2 separate regions of the Mus musculus genome follow, and region 2 is linked to region 1. Evidence: chromatin loops called from intact Hi-C (ENCODE). Cell type or tissue: heart. All regions are shown on one strand. Each heading gives the region's core, and the rest is flanking DNA. Links, peaks and the distances in the headings are about the cores only.

Region 1 (11,433 bases), core at 1,815-9,814:
TCACAGGTACATTGAATTCTACTATCTGGTTGACACCCACACCAACTTTTCCTAAATGAGTTACTCAACTTTCCCAATAATAATCTTGCAAAATGTCCACTCTGCTTGTGACTATGTTGTTTGAGATCTATTCTTGGGATATAGAGTATTTTACAGAAGTGTCCTTTAGAGAAAAACCAAACATGCATAACAAATTAAACTCGGCAAGAACTTGAGTGGTGAGTAAACAGAGCAGAAGACTCCACCCATCAGAGCCGGAATTGCAGATCCCACAGTACTGTGGACCTAGTGTAGAAAAGTGAAACTCATCAATAACTGCTCTTATCAGATCTGATTGTGCAGCCTCTAGCTTACAGAGTTTCATGCACAGTTCTAACTACAGTTCAGCAGGAGCCAGACCACACTGCTGAGGCATTTAGCTGTGCGTAAAGAGAAACCAGGAGATATTTTGCCAGGCCAGGCCAGAACCACACACCCAAAGAGGCCAATCAGACCAAAAGTGTGGAAATGGGGTTTTTGCTATCTCTGTATTTGCTGGCACTGAGTTCTGATCTTGCCATGTCTTTACTCACACTTGAGATTATGAAAGTTTAGACTCTTGTGGGATTCTAGAGACATCACTCATACTTTGGGCATCTGGTATGTGGGGCCACTGAGCAAATTCTGTGGCAACTGTGTCCCAATTATCCTTAGTGGTAATAGACTTTAGGATTTGGAAGGAACAGCTACAGAGGACTTTTTTTTTTTCACGTCCACTTGTAGTTTATCTGGGCTTGGATCAAACCCACAGCCTTGTGTGTACTAGACAAGCACTCTACCAACCAAGTAGCCTTAAATTATCCTTCAAGTTCCTTCTATGTGCCAAGTGGTGTGCCACGCTCAGCACTGATCAGCACAATATAGAAGTAAAACAGGCAAACAAAATTCCCTGCCACCAAGAAGTTACACTCTAAACAAAATTGCATCAGTGAAAACCCATACTCCCAGTGAGTAACTGCAACAGGGGGACCCGAGGAAAGAGGGTAAAACCATCAGGGAAATCCCCAGTAAAACCTCATGGAGAAAACAGGAGACCTTTCTTAAAAAGAAAGAAAGAGGGGAGGAAGAAAAAAAGACAAGGCCCAGTTGGGCTCTTTGACCTGCTTCTCATTATATCGTGCAGAGCTCATAAGATCTCAGAAAGAGCCACAAATTAAATAACAAGAGTTTAAAAAGCAGTTTAGAATCCTACACTCTCAAACCATTCATAGAAAGAGCTGCAAAAACACCACAGGTCTCATTTGTCTGCCTCTGGAGCAGACTCTGCTGCACATTCCAGTGCATGGATGCATGTGTGGACAGAGCACTGTCCCTCGAGTGCACTCACACAGGGCGGGACATGGGGATTTCACCATATCAAAGTCCACTAGGAAAACAAATGGAATTGGGAAAAGATGCTAATAACCACAACAGAGTCTCTTCATTATGGGTGTACTGCTTGTACACTTGACAAATATTTCTAGAACATCTACTGTGTGTGACACACTTTTTCCTGGTTTCAGAAAATCTTAAAAATAAATGTAGTCAACAACAGTGCCCAAGCAGCTGAATTTTAAGACTAACAATCACAGAACAAGCCTTGGGGTAAGATGGGAACTCGAAGCACTCTATATAACTTTGTAAAATAAGAGAAAAATATATAACTTTGTGAATAGTAAGAGTCTGGGTAACAAAGGACAGGCTGTATCCTAAGGAGATAAAGAAAGAATGAGCAACAAAAATTAAAAAGATGATAAGAAAGCCAAAAGATGCAGAGAAACTGCAATTTACGTGATAAAACAGTGACATAAGCAACCCAGAGCTTCAGTCCTGGTCCTAGGAAGGACGCCAAAGCCACAGCCTGTGTAACCCAGGTGGCCTTGGTGGGAGAAGACTCACAATCCTAGCCACAAGATAAACCAAAGTTTTCACAAGCCCTAGTGAGATGGATGGGGCCACCTATCCATCTCAAAAATATTAACCCAAAGTTGCTCCTATCTAAAGGAAATGCAGGGAAAGAGTGGAGCAGAGATTGAAGGAAAGGCCATCCAAAGACTGCCCCACCTGGGGATTCATCCCATAAACAACCACCAAACCCAGTCACTATTGTGTATGCCAAGTGCTTGCTGACAGGGGCCTGATATGGCTGTCCCCTGAGAGGCCCTGCCAGAGCCTGACCAGTACAGATGCTGATGCTCACAGACAGCCATCAGACTGAGCACAGGGACCCCAATGGAGGAGTTAGGGGAAGGGCTGAAGGAGCTGAAGGGTATTGCAACCCCATAGGAAAAACAATATCAACCAACCAAACCCCCCAGAGTTCTCAAGGACTAAACTACCAACCAAAGAGTACACATGGGGGCGCCCATGGCTCCAGCTGCATATGTAGCAGAGGATGGCCTTGTCTGGAATCAGTGGGAGAGAAGCCCCTTGGTCCCGTGGAGGCTCGATGCTCCAGTGTAGAGGGATGTTAAGGCTAGGGCGGTGAGGCAGGAGTGGGTGGTTGGGTGGGGGAGCACCCTCATAGAAGCAAGCAGAAGGGGAAATGGGATAAGGGGTTTGCAAAGTGGAAACCAGGAATGGGGATAACATTTGAAATGTAAATACATAAAATAACCAATAAAAAAAAAAATAAGGGGTCTATAGTCTGTCATCTGTCCTTTGTGATAGACCAAACTAGGGAAGAAATGCACTCTGGCAAACCCATATCTTCAAGTGTGGTGCAGCCAGATTTCATACAGAAAAGAGCTTGTTCCAGACTTACCTGCTCTGGAGCTCTGAAAACAAGCCAGGGAGCCAGGAGACACCTAACCATAGTCTCTGGGTGAGAAACAGCCATACAAGGCAGTTGTAGAAAAGAATAAACCTGAAGGTGGACATGCTGGTAAGTTCAGGTGGCAGGAGGGCCAGGCTGTGGAAGTAAAAGTGTTTTGTGTCCCCACTCTCCGTGACAAGGAATTAAGTCCATCAGCATATTATAACTTCAGAAATGGACAACTTGAGCCACGGCCAAGGTGCTATTCAGCCTCTGTAGCTGGCTCTGTGCCACGTGGTTTGACTGAAAACTCCGATGCCCAGATCTAGGGGACCACTAGATGGCTGCGATCCCCTCTTGCAGGGTGTGCAGAGTTCTGAGGAGGATGAAAACACAGAAACTCGGCTTCTGGAGCAGATCTCAGTGTTCCACCAGCTTTCCTTGCTTCAGGCTCCAGTGCGCTCGGAAGGCACCCATTAGCTTTGCCAAAGCGAACTGGGACGTCCCTAGAAGGAAGGAGAACTTGCTCAGGCTCGCACCCTAAGGAGAGCCTGCTCAGGCTCGCACCCTAAGGAGAGCCTGCTCAGGCTCGCACCCTAAGGAGAGCCTGCTCAGGCTCGCACCCTAAGGAGAACTTGCTCAGGCTCACACCCTAAGTGTAGCCAGCACTTGGTCAAACATCTGATGTTATAAGTGACGGATGATTTCAAAGACAGTATAAACGATCAAATGAATGGCTTGTGTCAGTCAGTTCAGGATCTAGATGAGGAAGTAGCAATGTGGATAAGAAATCTGACAAAAATTAATTAGATCTGAGGGGGGAAAAAACAAGTGTTAGAAAATGAAACACATAAAGTAAAAAACGCTGTAAAACATCAACAACTGATTAAATGAAGTACAGGTAAAATATACCAGGAAACGAAGAGAAATCCAGGAAATATTACATGTAAACAACAAAAAAACATAAACAGGCATGACCACAATTTTCTGAGACATTAAACTTGCCAGCTATGGTGGCATGTACTCACAACCCCACCTGGGCTACGTTGCAAACTCATGTGAGCTGGGCAATTCGGTGGAACTGTTTGTTAAACACATATAATAAAACGAAGTTTGGGGGGGGGGAGGCAGGGGAATGGCGATGTAACTAATTTGTAGAGGACCTACCTATCACATAAAAGTCCCTAGATCAGTAAAAACACTAAAATTCAAGTTTAAAAAAAAAAGCAAAAAGAAAGTTTGTATCTTTGCTGTTACTATTGTATATAAAATTGGAAGCAATCATGAGACCAAAGAAAAATGTATTAAATTTCTACTAGCTTACTGAAAGAATCATAATATTCTAGAATGTTGTCATTTACTTTTCTTTGGGATAAATTATCTCTGAAATTTCAGTTATCTACTTTAAAAACCATCATTTTAGAAATAAAATTTTCTTCAATCAAAGAATGGTCTAAAGTTTTAATTTTTCCAAACTTTAAATTACTATCTATTAAAAGTGAGGTTGGATTCCTTCTCTAATGTTTATCTGCTGTCCCAGGTTGCAATGAAACAGATTTGACTTTTTTTTCTTTCTTTTTTGTTGTTGTTGTTGTTGTTGTTTTTGTTTTTGTTTGGTTTTTGGTTTTTGGTTTTTCGAAACAGGGTTTCTCCATATAGCCCTGGCTGTCCTGGAACTCACTTTGTAGATCAGGCTGGCCTCGAACTCAGAAATCTGCCTGCCTCTGCCTCTCAAGTGCTGGGATTAAAGGCCACCACTGCCCAGCTCAGATTCGACTTTTAAAATTTAAATATTATCAAGAACAAATGTAGTGTTTTGTCCCAATCATAAAACTAAGTACCTAAGTAACTCCAGACATATGGACTTAGGAAGATTAGATTCATGTTTGTGTTTAGAAGAGTTAATGGAAAGTTCTGGAGGAAAAAAATCACTTTTCAATTTTTTTCTTTTCTTTTCTAGGAGCCTCTTGGTCATCTGGGGGCAATTTGAAGCTGTGTCTAAGCATAAATGTTACTCAATTCCTATTGTCGTTCCCCACAAACTCCAATAATTAAGCTCTTACAGGATGCCAAAGCTCTGTTAACTAGATACACAAAGACTTCCCGGATGTGAGTGTCTAGTATGGGAGGCAGCCAAGTACTTGCTACGTGGGAAGTGCCACAATAGAGGAAGTTCCGGTGAGGAGTAGGGGGCGGGGTGCAGGGTGGAGGCAGAGAAGCAAGCGTTTGTACAAACACAAGCTAAAAAGGTGGTAGCATGAATGAATTGGACAAACTTGATTCTGGTTGGCTCACGATTTCACGCTGTAACTAGTAGGGAAGCAAGGCTGAGTGTAAACACGCTCTGATTGGCCCCATTGTCCATAGGATTTCTCTGTAGGTCTCAGCACAGATGGCAAACACAGATGTGCCTTGAGGACAGATTTTCCATTCCATGTGAGTTTCTCTTCGGGGGCTTACTTAGTCATTCTTCCTAATGCTTTGAGGCCTCGCAGAGCTATGCCAGTCAGCAGATCACGTGACCACGAGCAGAGTGTCTGGCTGGAAGCTGCTTTGCTTCCCTCCTTGCTTTTCTTTCACGACATTAAAATATAAGATGGTAGAATAAGATCTTAAAGATCAGAGAAAGACAGGCAGTCAGAGGGTGATTGAGAATCTTCACTTTGTCTAGAGACTGAAGTATCATTCCTTTAGCCCCACCCACTCACAGAAATGCTTCCCTAGTGTGAAATGTGCTCATTCTGCTAGCAAGGCATACCAGTTATTTACTGTTATGTAATAAACCACACTAAAACTTAGGGACATAAAACAATACTGTTCATTTTCCTTGGAAAATCTGCAATTTAGGCAGGACCTGATGGGGCTGGCTGTTCTCTGTTCCATAGCATGCCGTCTGGGACCTCAAGCAATGCCGAGGTCCTCTTCTTCTTTTTCCACCACTGACAACTGGAGGTTACCATTGGTCAGGTAGTTCAGCCAATCAGGGAATTCTCAGGGAATCTGGAGGCTCTTAGACCTCTCCATCAGGATGCTTGGGCACACCACGGGTGGGCGTACCTAGACTTTCCGTGGTGGCTGGCTCTAAGAGGAGAAGCTCTAAGAGACAAGAAAAGGAAAAGCAGTCTATGAAGAACAGGCCTAGAAATGGCTCTAGCATTGCTCTACAGTCCATTGGTAGATCCTGCCTTCCGTGGGGACCACGGCTTCAGCTTGTTGGAATTGTACGATAACGAGCATCCCATGCTGCTATGTGGTTGGTTGTAAGGATGTCGGGATAGAGAGAAAGGCTGGGAAAAATCCCTCTTAGGTCAGTTTCTCAGAAGTCATCAGTGAACAAGTCGTTCCTTTGTCCCTTGTTCTTTATTGCTGGCTTTCCTCTTTGGCTTATGTGGAAATCCACTGTTATTTCCCTCCTACTTATGAGACTGTGTTCATTGCTCCATTTACTTAGCTTACATCATTAGCTGAATGGTCCTCACTTCTTTTCTCTTTTCCTGTCTGTTTCTCTGTGGCTTATGTAAGTTACATCTGTGGTAAGTTGTTTTTGGATAACAAGGTTGATTCTTAAAGGACATACGGGAAGGGAAATTATCAACTTAAAACACTTTATCACTTATGCATACTATTATATCTTTCTGTAAATAGCAATAGCTTGACTTCTTCTTTTCCAATTTATATGCCCTGACCTCCTTTAGTTGTCTTATTGCTCTAGCTAGAAATTTAAGTACTATAATGGATAGAATATGGAAAGAGTGGATAACTTTATCTTGTCCTTGATTTTCGTGGAGATGTTTTACATTTCTCTCCATTTAATTTGATGTTGGTTATTGGCTTGCTGTATGTTGCCTGTCTTATGTGTAGTATGCGCCTTGTATCCCTGACCTCTCCAGGACTTTTAAATATGAAGAAGTGTAGGATTTTGTCAAAGGCATTCTCAGCATCTAATGAGATGATCATGTGGTTTTTTTCTTTCAGTTTGTTTGTATGTTGGGTTATGTTGATGGGGTTTTTGTGGATATTGAATCACCTCTGCATCCCTGGGATGAAGCCTACTTGGTCATCGTGGATGATGCTTTTGATGTGTTCTTGGGTTTGGTTAGCGAGAACTTTATTGAGTATTTTTGCATCGATATTCATAAGGGAAATTGGTCTGAAGTTCTCTTTCTTTGTTGGGTCTTTGTGTGGTTTAGATATCAGGGTGACTATACTCATGGAACGAATTTGGCAATGTTCCTTCTATTTCATGGGATAGTTTGAGGAGTATTGGTTTTAGCTCTTCTTTGAAAGTCTGGTAAAATTCTGTGCTAAAACCAGCGGTTCCTGGGCTTTTTTTTTTGGTGGGGGAAGAGTTGTGGAGGGCAGATTTTAATGACTGTTTCTATTTTCTTAGAAGTTATAGATTGTTCACCAGATCTTGATTTTACTTTGTTAAGTGGATTTCATTTAGATTTTCAAATTTTGTGAAGAACAACCTTTTGAAATAAGACCTAATGATTCTTTGGATCTCCTCAGTGTCTGTTGTTATGCCACATTTTCATTTCTGATTTTGTTAATTTGAATATTGTCTCTTTGCCTTTTAGTTAATTTGGCTAAGGGTTTATCTATCTTGTTAATTTTCTCAAGGAACCAGCTCTTGGTTTCATTGATTCTTTGTAATTGTTCTCTTTGTAATTGATTGATTTCAGCCTTGAGTTTGATTATTTCCTGCATTCTCCTCCTCTTGGGTGTGTTTTCTTCTTCTTCTTTTCTAGAGCTTTCAGATGTACTTTTAAATTGCTAGTATGAGAACTCTGTAATTTATTTGTGGAGGCACTTAATGCTATAAACTTTCCTCTTAGCACTGCTTTCATTGTATCACAGAAGTTTGGTTATGCTGTGCCTTTGTTTACATTGAATTCTAGAAAGTCTTTAATTTCTTTTTTTTAATTTCTTCCATGGCACAGTGACCACTGAGGAGAGAGTTGTTCAGTTTCCATGAGTTTGAGGGCTTCCTGTTGTTTCTGTTGTTGAAGTTCAGCTTTAATCCATCGTGATCTGATAAAATGCAAGGGATTATTTCAAACTTCTTGTATACATTGAGAGTTGGTTTGTGACTGGCTATATGGTCAGTTTTGGAGAAGGTTCTATGAGATGCTGAGAATAAGGTATATTCTTTTGTGTTTGTGAATAATGTTCTTTAGATATCTGTTAAATCCATTTGATTCATAATGTCTGTTAATTTCATCTTTTCTCTGTTTAGTTTCAATGACCTGTCCATTAGTGAGAGTGTGGTGTTAGAGTCTCCTAATATTAGTGTATGGGGTTCAATATGTGATTTAAGCATTAGTAATGTTTCTTTTATGAATGTGGGTGCCCCTGCATTTGTGTCATAAGATGGTCAGAATAGAGGCATCCTCTGGTGGATTTTCCTTTGATGAATATAAAAAATGTCCTTCTCCATCTCTTTTTATTACCTTTGGTTGAAAGTCTGCATTATCAGATATTAGAATGACTACCTCAGCTTGTTTCCTGGGTCTGTTTGCTTGGAAAACCTTTTTCCAGCCCTTTACTCAGAAGAAATGACTAACTTTGTTGCTGGGGTGTATATGAAGCAGAATGATGGGTCCTATTTATGAATCCACTGTATTAGCCTGTGTCTTTTTATTGGAGAATTGAGACCATTGATGTTGAGAGGGATTAATGACCAATGATTTGTAATTACTGTTGCTTTTATGTTACAGTTTCTATATTTTCTCTTGCTACTGATAAATAACTTTATCTAATTATGATCTGATAAACACAGGAAATTTTAATTAATTTTATTTGTGAAGACTTGCTTCATGGTTATACCACAAAACATCTGTTACAGTTCAATAGGCTACTGAGAAAAGAGTATATCCAGAAGCTATCGGATGGCATATTCTCTATATTCTGGTGACATTCATTTCATCTATGGAACACTTAAATTCTCAAACTTTTTTGTTGTTGTTAATTATTCTGCCTTGGCTTTCTGCCTTGGTATGTTGAGTAAAGTATTGATTTTTAATACTGATTAATTAATTTTTTATTTTAGTTTTGTAGCTATACATATATTTGTCCAGTTGTACTTATTTTATGAAACTGAGCATGTCAGTACCCAGTGTATTATTTTTTAATTATTCTATCTTCCTGATGAATCTGTCCTTTCATTAACACATAATGACCTTCTTTAGACCTCTGAATAAATGTTTGCTTGAAGCCCATTTTGCCAGATATGCGTTTAGTAATCCTCCCTGTTCTAAATTTTTCAAGTGCTTAGTGACTCTCTTCCCAACCTTCATTTTGAGTTGCTATTTATCTTTACCAATGGGATATATTTCTTTAAGACATTGAATAGTTAGATCCCATTTAATCTCATCAGCCAGTCTGCCTCTTTTATTTGGAGTTAAGCCCATATGTTTAGCCTTCTGGTCTCCATCTCCACCCCTGAGCTAAGGCTGTCCCACAACCCTCCATACACAAATCCCACCTAAAGAGTGCTGTTCTCCCATGAGACACCAAAGAGCACAGGCTCACAGGCCCACAGGAGAGACAAGCTCTAGTCAGAGACAGGAAGACCAACTGACACCAGAGATAACCAGATGGTGAGAGGGAAGCAAAGAACTTAAGCAACAGGAACCGAGGCTAATTGGCATTATCAGAACCCAGTTCTCCTACCAAATCAAATCCTAGATACCCAACATACCAGAAAAGCAAGATTCAGACTTAAAATCACATCTCATGATAATGATAGAGGACTTTAAGAAGGACATAAATAACTCACTTAAAGAAATACAAGAGGACAAAGGTAAACAAGGAGAAGCACTTAAAAAGAAAACACAAAAATGCCTTAAAGAATCACAGGAAAACACAACCAAAGAGGTGAAGGAATTGAACATAAACATCCAGAATCTAAAAATGGACATAGAAGCAATAAAAAAAAATCACAAAGGGAGACAGGACTGGAGATAGAAAACCTGGAAAAGATCAGGAGTCATAGATGCAAGCATCACCAACAGAATATAAGAGACAGAAGAAAAAAAATCTCAGGTGTAGAAGATGCCATAGAAAACATTGACACAACAGTCAAAGAAAATGCAAAATGCAAAAAGATCCTAAACCCAAACATCCAGGAAAACCAGGACACAATGGAAAGTCAAACCTAAGGATAATAGGTATAGAAGAGAGCAAAGGTTCCCACCTTAAAGGGCCAGTAAATATCTTCAACAAAATTATAGAAGAAAACTTCCCTAACTGAAAGAAGGTGGTGCCCATAAACATACAAGGAGCATACAGAACTCCAAATAGACTGGACCAGAAAAGAAATTCCTCCCATCAAATAATAATCAAAACACCAAATGCACAAAACAAACAAAGAATATTAAAAGCAGTAAGGGAAAAAGGTCAAGTAACATATAAAGGCATACCTATAAGAATTACACCAGACTTCTCAACAGAGACTATGAAAGTTAGAAGATCCTGGCCAGATGCCATACAGAAACTAAAAGAACACAAATGTCAGCCCAGGCTACTATATTGCCCCCACCCCCAAAAAAGAAACTAAATTACTGTAGATGGAGAAATCAAGATATTCCATAACAAAACCAAATTTATACAGTATTTTTCCATAAGTCTAACCATACAAAGGATAATAGATGGAAAACATCAACACAAGGGGGGAAACTTACCAAGGAAAAGCAAGAAAGTAAAGTTTCAACAAATCCAAAAGAAGACAGCCACACAAACATAATTCCACCTCTAACAACAAAAATAACAGGAAGCAACAATCACTATTCCTTAATATCTCTTAACATTAAGGACTCAAATCCCCAATAAAAAGGCATAGACTAACAGACTGGATATGTAAACAGGACCAGAATTTTACTGCATACAGGAAATGCACCTCAGTGACGAGGACAGACATTACCTCAGAGTAAAAGGCTGGAAAAAATTTCCAAGCGAATGGTTCAAAGAAACAAGCTGAAGTAGCTATTCTAATATTGAATAAAATCAATTCTCAACAAAACCACAACATCAGAAACTGAGGAAATCCAAAAAATTATCAGATCCTACTACAAAAGCCTATATTCAACAAAACTGAAAAATCTGGATGAAATGGACAATTTTCTAAACAGATATCAGATACCAAAGTTAAGTCAGGATCAGATAAACCATCTAAACATTCCCATAACCCCTAAAGAAATAGAAGCAGTCATTAAGTCTTTCAACCAAAAATCCACCCAGGACTAGATGGGTTTAGTGTAGAGTTCTATCACACCTTCAAAGAAGGCATAATTCCAATACTCTTAAAATATTGCACAAAACAGAAACAGAAGGGACACTACCCAATTTGTTTTATGAAGCCACAATTATGCTCATACTTAAACCACACAAAGACGCAACAAAGAAAGAGAACTTCAGACCAATTTCCCTTATGAATATCGATGCAAAAATACTCAATAAAATTCTCACAAACAGAATCCAAGAACACATCAAAACAATCATCCATTATGATCAAGTAGGCTTCATCCTAGGGATGCAGGGATGGTTCAATATACAGAAATCCATTGACATAATCCACTATATAAACAATCTCTAAAGAAAAAAAAAAACATGATCATTTCCTTGGATGCAGAGAAAGCATTTGACAAAATTCAACACCA
Region 2 (8,000 bases), core at 1-8,000, 78 kb before region 1:
TCATATTCACAACTATGAAACACAGATATGGCAAGCCTAAATGCTACTAGTAAGTTACATTTTAAACAAATGCCATAGTTATTCTTGACTCCTAAATCTCAATTCCTGAGAAAAGCAAATTCTGTTTTCCTCCTCTGTAAAATGAAGTACACCATGATTAGAGTGGGATGGTTGGCAGATACTTGACATCATCATACACCAACGGAACTCTTAGAATGTTGAAACAACTTATAATATCAGCTAATTGAGAGGCACCTGTGTACTTAGCACAGATAAGGAGGAATTTACACACTGAAAGGCATTTCAGAAGTATAACATAAGTGACACATTACTATACCAATAATTCCTAAAGAGAAAGTCAAGAAAATGCCCCAGGAAAATCTGCTACTTTGTATGTCACTCAGAAGGAGGGGTGAAAAAGAGGAAGAGGAGAAAATATCTCAAAAATGAATGCCATTAAAATTATTTGAAATATAAATTACATCATATTATTTATGCAATCAATAAGAGAAACCAAAATTTCAGCAAAAAAGGGAGAGAAAATGTAAATTTCACATATTCATGGCAAGAATCTGGGATTCTACTTTCTCTGTGGTCTTACAGGAGCTAATCTTCCTCCAGTTTTCAAAATCAAAAGCCAGAGCTAAGGGGATTGCTCAAGATGATTAAGAGCAGAGCCACACACACCTCAGTGACCACCGTTGCTGTCTGAATCACGCTCCTCCCTCTAACACACTTGTCGCCAGGTCCTTCCGAGCTATGACCTTCACCCTTCATGCTCAATGTTTCCTTAACCTTCTCACCCCGCTCTTTTCACTTTACCTCCACAGCTGCTGAGGTATTAATGAAACAATCCCTCGTTTTGTATTTTGAAAATTCACACTAGTTTAAAAATTTAAGAAATTTCTCGTGCCAGGTATCATAAATTTAAGTTAAACCACTCAAAATGAGCATTTTTCTGTCCTTCAACTAAAACATTATACTACTAAGAACAAATCTGACTTCACCTTTCATCCACCACAGCTCCCATAAACCGACAGCACGCGTCTTCCCAAAGCCCAATTGTCACGAATGGCCTCAGCCCTCTTACCTGGGTCCTTTTACCTGGACAGCCTAAGGAAAGCATGAGTAGATTTTTTTTAATGATATAGCAAAATATAAGAAACTAAATTAAAACTATAAAGCTATAAAACAAAAACAAACAAGTACTGATAAAAGAAGCCCTTTTATAAAACAAAGGCGTCTTTTCCCTCGGCTCCTGAGCTCACAACCTTTTATCACACGGAGGTCACCTGTGCTGTGTAGGAAAGCTGCGCAGGCTAGGACAGCCAGGGGCCATGCTAGGGATACAGGAGAGGACATTACTCACAGGCCTGCAGCCGACCTCCTCAGTGACTGCATTGCCTCTGCTTCCAACCTGCTTCTCCTCCTGCCTCATTTTGACCTTGGTCCAACCTAGATGCTCATCTCTGGCTGCCAGCCCACTTCCCTACCACTGCAGCAAAGGAATGAACCCACTTGTCGCTCCCCCTTCCTCCTGCAGAAGTGTGGTTCTTCTCTTTAACTGCATATTATCATTACTCTCATCATAAAGTGAATTTGGTGATCAGCTGGGGCCATGGCTTCCCTTACAGTTTTTCCTTCTATCTGGAAGAGAATATGAATGCTTTACTTCTGCTACTGAATTCCCTTGGTTCCAGATTAAATGCCAGGCTGCCACAGGTGCCTGCTGACTACAGAGCGTTTAAAGGAATGAAAGTTGTACACTCACGAATGTCTGATGTCTGAGCTCCCTGCCAGTCAGACTTCTCCCCACGTGTCCGCAATGCCCTGGCCTCAGTGAACAAATGATATCTTCTTGTCTTCCTTACCCAGGGCTGGCTAAGCTCTCTGTTAGCTCAGCTCATCCCCAGAGTTGGCAAGCTGTGACTTCGTCTTTACATTAAGAACAACCCCACAACTGTTCTCCTCTGTCTGCAGATGAAAATCTGTATCGCTTTCTATGGTATTGAGTCTACCTGACTCAATGGGCTAACACAGCCACTCATTCTAACATTTTCGAAGATAACACCCAGTATGTCAAAACTACTTGTGTTACTTGACACTATGCCACATGGAAGCAGGAAAGAGTATGGCTACACCTGTTCAGAAATACATTTCTTTTCACTGGGACCTATAGAAAAACAAACCGGTGGATCAAACACAACTAAACTCTAAGCCAGAGCTGAGCACTGAAGTCAGTTTTAGCATTTAAAGGGTTGACATTCTAGACCAGAAACCCTTATAATGGAAACAAACTGCACACATCAATAGATAAACCCAGGAGAGCAGAAAGCACCCACCCTGTAGGATCTTACCAGAAAGGGACTCCAGCAGACGCAGGAGACGCACATTATGGCCAGGAGCTGAATGATCATCTCCAGGTGGTGAGATCTGCCTTGCCTATGCTGCTGGCTTCTGAACTTCACTCTTAAGAGTGTGACTCCCGTGACGGCATTGCACGAGAAGGAAACACCAAGAGCTAAGAGTCCGAGGAAAGAAAAGAACAGGAGATAAAATCTGTCTTCCCAGTCTTCGATGTGCTCTGTGTTGTAGAAACACCAGGTTCTGGACGCTTGGATTTGATAATCTCGGTGTCCAAGGATGGGCAGCACAGCCACGAACACAGCAAACATGCACACACCACTCAGGATCATTTTCACGTGTTTAGATGTGATCTTCGTAGAGTGAAATATAGGATTGGTGACTCCTATACACCTCTCGATGGCCATCGCACTGCCTAGAAAAAGTGGGCACAAGCCAGAAAAGACCATGGAGATTCCAAAAATACTGCACAGGATGTTTGACTGATCAAAGCGGATCCAGTCTTTATCAGAAGCATATACAAAGACAGCTATGCCTCCGTTGATAAGGTGGCCAAAGAAGTCTGTGATCACCAGGCCACTAGCCAAAAGCAGGAAGGAAGCCTTTGACTTCTGTCTAAATCTCTGGTAGGCCTTCATGAGAATGGCGATGGCCAGGCTGTTCGATAAGATCCCCACTGTCATGAAGATGATAGAAAAAAATACTGAAAGCCGGTTCTCCGTCTGGCAGGTTGTGTTTGCGATGAGTCCAGCTGCAGGAGACACTGGCTGCTTGGAACTGTTCATAGACATTGTTGTGGAGGTAAAAGCTGTCCCCTCAAGTCATCTCTCTGTCACAACTGTGCAGTCTCGGAGTGCAGACATCTGTAGCATACAGGACAGGAATTATAAAGACCTAATTACCAGTCAGTCATCTGACATTTAGAACCAAGTGCCTCAGCACCCTGGGATGGGGTGGATTTGCCCAGCCTATCATAAGTCAGGTTGCAGGACCCTGCCGCCAGCATGCATCTGTTCTGGTTGTCTCTCTTTCAAGATAAAGATACCGCCCAAACTGACACCATCAGTTCACTTCCCTAGAAAGAGAGAGAGAAATCTAAAAAAAAAAAAAGCCATCCTGATGTATCCTTGACATCTTGAATCATTTGAAGTCTTACTAAAGCACTAAGAAGGTTAGATTTCAAACCAATGGAGTTTTTAACGCATAGCAATCTATTGAAATAACTAATCCTTTAAAATCCTGTTCTTTTCTCTGTGGGACATTGACCCCTCCCCAAGTACTTGATCCACCTGCTGGTCATAAAGCCAAGGTCATGAAAGGGCAACAAACAGAATCAATCTCTCTCTCTCTCTCTCTCTCTCTCTCTCTCTCTCTCTCTCTCACACACACACACACACACACACACACACACACCTCACACTCAGTCACACTTTGACTCATGGAAGAGTGTTGAGGCTGTGATTTCTGATCTAGCCTTCTTTCACGGGGCAGAAATCCCTGCACCAAGATGAGGAAGGGTGCTGTCAGGTTACTGTAGCCTCCAGTGAGAAATGCTGTACTGTTTGCTGTTTGGGTTTTTTGCCCCTAATGTGTTGAGTCCTAAGTCCGTGCTAGCTTCAGGACCACACCACTGGATAATTAGATTGTTTTCCCAGAGCAGCTTTCCCGGAGGCTGGGGATTTGACAGCCCAGAGGCTTTAGGTGCCTGAAGGAAAGAGGCTGGCTGCCCCCTCGGTGTCTTACTCACATTTCTACTTTCGACAGTTGCAAAGCCCACACCCCAAGGGGCCTCAGCTTGCAACATTGCCTCTAAACCTAACCAACTTGCTGAAACTTTTTGCAATTTCTCAAACTCCGGAGAGTTCTTTTCCCTCCCACCCTGGGGGGCGCCAAAGGTCTGCGGCAGCCGGGGTAAGGACCATGTAGTGCAGCCAGCAGGGAATCTCAGGGAAAGAAAGGGGTAGCCCTGTGTGCGTGCTTCTCTCCTGAGGGTGGTGGAAATCCTTGCTACTGAGCCCCATCCTTACAGTGAAGCCCCCAAGCCCTTCTTTCCTCATAGCACACCACGAATTGGGTCCAAAATCCCTGCCAGTCTCAGCCTATAGTGCTCTCCAGCGGGACCCCTGCAGCTGTTGCCACCGGAGTTTATCAACCCTGGGTTCAGCTGGAGAATCCAGGGACCGTGGGAATCCGGCCGTGGGAATGCAGCCACGGGGTTTTTACCTCGGCATCCTGAGCCACTGAGTGGTTGTGTCCGGAGCAGAAGAGCGCTGAGCCCGGTGTTCCATGGCGCAACCAGCCCTGCGCAGCCGCAACCTCGGGTTCCACCTCTCTTTCCTCCCTAGGACACTTCTGAGCACTGGATCACCCGCAGGACCTATTGTGTCCTGAACTCCAGAGCACCTAGAGATGCTCCCAGCCTCTGCAGGGTGGAGGGCTGGGTGACCTCCGCCCCTTCCTCGTCTCTCTCCTCTCCGCCCACTTTCTCTGCCCGCACAGGGTGAGGCTGCTGCACGGTCCTCTGATGCTTTGGCCACCGAGCAGCAGAAGACAACGCTTTTAGCCACCAGGCAACTACGGAAAGTTTTGCTTTAAACTCGTTTCCAAATGAAAGAGGTCATTTCCGAAGCTTCAAGACAGAAACAAGGAAAACCAAGGCATGTTTAGAGCCTGGTGTGTGGGATTGTCGGGTACAGCTTATGGGGAATGAATTAATTCCAGGTCCAACCAAAAAGGGACGCGGAAATCTGGGTAAAGGTCTGCCAGTTTGAAAGAGAACTTCTAGCAGATATCCACAGGGAGTGAATTAGAAGTTCTGGGCAACTGCTGTAAGAGGAACAGCCTTAGGCTCCACTGTCACTGGAGTGCAAGCCGGGTAAGAGTATAAAGGGAAGTGAGAGCTGCGTTCTTAAGCACCTGCTGGCCTGGGATTCGAGACCTTTTGGGAGCTTCGAAGTCCTTGAGAGAATTTCTAGTGACATCCACAACAAAGGATATACACCTTATAGATTTTGTAAAATGTACTTTGTGTTCAAGTAAAGGCGCGCTCATTTTTCATTAAGAACTGTTATTTGAGCTTGTTAAACGTATAGTGCTGTGTGAACTTGTACAATGTGAGTTCTTTTCACTATGATTGTTTTTTAGCTAATAACATCCACACCTCTGAATATGTCATTTCCAGCGCAGCACTTGTGTGCCCCTATTACCTCGATTTCCCTTCTGGCCCTAGCAAAAGGTTGTCACTAGCTGTGTAAAGAGTTCTGGAATCTGCTTCTCCATTCCAGAGCCAGAAGGTGCTTCCAAATTCCTGAAGATCGAAAGGGCTCATAAAGTGCAAAGGCAAGATAAAATAAATTAGCCATTAACTGTAGAAAAGTCCGGCTGCACACTCTCCCCCTGTGGTGGAGACAGAGCAGTTTTAATTGATATTATCATAGCGTGTTTAAACTGTGACTTGGGTATGGTCAGAGAGGTCAATGTTTTGATTAGTTGGAAAATGCTGTGTCCCGGGATGGCCAGTATCCAAAGAACAACCCTGTCACAAGCCACACTGAAAATGTGACACGGAGTGCCACTCTTTCCTTTAATGATTAACAGTCCTTGGTTGCAGCTCAGTGTGTTGATGGTTTTCCTTGTGTTTCTCTCGTGGAAATGGCCCTCTATGGGGGGGGGGGGGGTCTTCTCTGTCATTCCCCTGTTCTCACCAAATCTTTGAAGTAGTGAATTCTAGAGCCAGATTTCGATTTGGGAATCTCTGCAGCTTGGAGACAGGGGCATCTCACACCAGTGCTGTGGAACTGGGTGGGAAGGAACCAGCCTGCTCATTCAATGTCAAATTGTAGCACTCAATAAAACCAAGGCAATTGTGATTTCTTTTCCAAAGCACTACCGGAATTGCATCATTTCTTCAATCTATTCTGCATCTGTTATTGGAATTCCCTCTTTAGAACCCCATTCCTTAACCAACACATAGTTCAGACAAACTAGACATATTAATATTAGCAGGGCAAGGTGCTCTCAAAAAGTGAACAATGAACAACTTTTAATGTTGCTCCCAGGCCTATGTGCCACCCTAATCTGACTCCCAGTTCCTAGTCCCCAAAGACAGTGCTACAAAACGGGTTAATCCACAGAAAGAAAAGCCGTCAGGCAAAAACAGAAGAGCTGAAGATGAGAGGCTGACCAGCCTTTTTAAAATATATCTCATTTTGGTTTTATTGCTGCATGTGTGAAGTTGATACGCCTATAGAGCCACTTGTAGACACATCCATTCACCAGATTCAGTGAGAATTAGCCCTCTGCCTTCTAGGAGACAGATATAAATGCTCTGTGAGCAACCATGAATTGCTGTATTGTGTGGTCCCTGCCAAGAGATGAGCGTGCTTCTGCAGTAGGCATGTGATGGGGTTCCCAAACCAGCATTCTCTTTATGTTGAATGGAGACAAAGTTGATGCTAGCTTTGCCTCCACTGAAGGAGACAAGAGAGGAATGCACTGTATGGGTGGACTTAGCCATCACTACTCGGGATTAGACATGGAGCAGTTTAGACAAAAAATGTGCACACTCCATGACATTGAAATTGAAAGAAAAAAATACTCCATAAAAATCAAGGAGGAATGTTGAAAATTGAGGTTTGGCATTTTAATTAAATTGCCTGCAAAGGTTTATTGGAATTTGCCACTGAGATTAATAGAGGAACGTGCCCCAATTTGGTTATTATGGAAATTACAACTTTAGACTTAAATTCATGTTTATTATGTAAACATTTGATACATAAAAAGTAATATACGTAATGCATTTGTGAGGAGTAAATTATAAAAATGTAATACAACTTACTAAGAGACTTGCTACCTAATAAAAGATGTTTTCGCTTCCTAGAGCTGTGTGACTGAGTATCACATAGAGGGCAGTGTGAACAACAGCAATCCAGGTCTCTGGAGTGAGCAGCTAGGATCCAAGTCTTAGCTGTGGAGGAGGAAGGGTAGGTGAGAGGTTAAACAGGGCCTCCAGTGGGCTCCTCCTCTGAGAGAAGCAGAAGGGGTTGGAAGCAGAAGGTACAGTTGGTGTTGGGGACTTCTAAGAACATTTGGGTGGACTGGGTCTTGATGAGGAACTGGGTTCTAAAGAAGTGATCCCAGGAATAGATGCAAAGTAGGTTGGAAAAAATGATGCGATTTCTGTAGCTCTTTGAAAAAGAAATGGCTGCTGTTCTGACTTTATGAAGTGAGCACTTCGATTTGACATTGGTTGCGTGCGCATTGCTTTTCTCTCCATACCTAGAGCTGTTCTGCAACAGAGCCAAAAGTTCTGCTCACTCGGCTATCTGCCCCATGTCCCTTCTGTATGAGAATGAAAGCAACCCAGGCTCCATTCCTGAGTGAGTGGAAGAAGCCTGCCACAAAGTGGGCATAGGGCAGGTAATGCAAATAGCCTTCTTTCTTTTAAAAAAATATATTTATTTTTAAACTACACTTCTGTGTTCGTTTTCTGTGCATGTGGAGGGAGTGTGGTCCACAAGTGTAAACATGTCATAGAGTGCACGAGAAAGTCAAAGGACAATTTGCGGGAGTAGGTTCTCTCCTTCTATCACGTGGCTCTCGGGATCACACTCAGACCATCAGACTCAGTGGTGAGT

Evidence for each region. Peaks named below come from ENCODE experiments on the same cell type or tissue, not always from the same donor. Only the 100,000 strongest peaks of a DNase experiment are listed, where the experiment ranks them.
Region 2: a loop joins it to region 1, with 2.1 times the contacts of the local background. A loop is called at or near these places in 3 of 42 quality-filtered maps.

Annotation. Positions count from the first base shown.
Region 1 is chr3:151,909,158-151,920,590 of GRCm38, forward strand. It overlaps Gm31596 (a long non-coding RNA gene), which reads right to left and starts at 2,960. Exons shown (of 3, transcript XR_376252.1): 1 at 2,783-2,960. In heart, for the core only: no CTCF peak of the experiment used is centred there; DNase peaks (open chromatin) are centred at 3,284 and 4,954.
Region 2 is chr3:151,832,715-151,840,714 of GRCm38, forward strand. Ptgfr (prostaglandin F receptor) reads right to left here and starts at 4,814. Exons shown (of 3, transcript NM_008966.3): 1 at 4,588-4,814; 2 at 2,358-3,227. The coding sequence starts at 3,155. In heart, for the core only: a CTCF peak has its summit at 4,245; DNase peaks (open chromatin) are centred at 4,207 and 4,687; H3K4me3 peaks cover 1,321 bases; H3K27ac peaks cover 682 bases; H3K27me3 peaks cover 1,121 bases.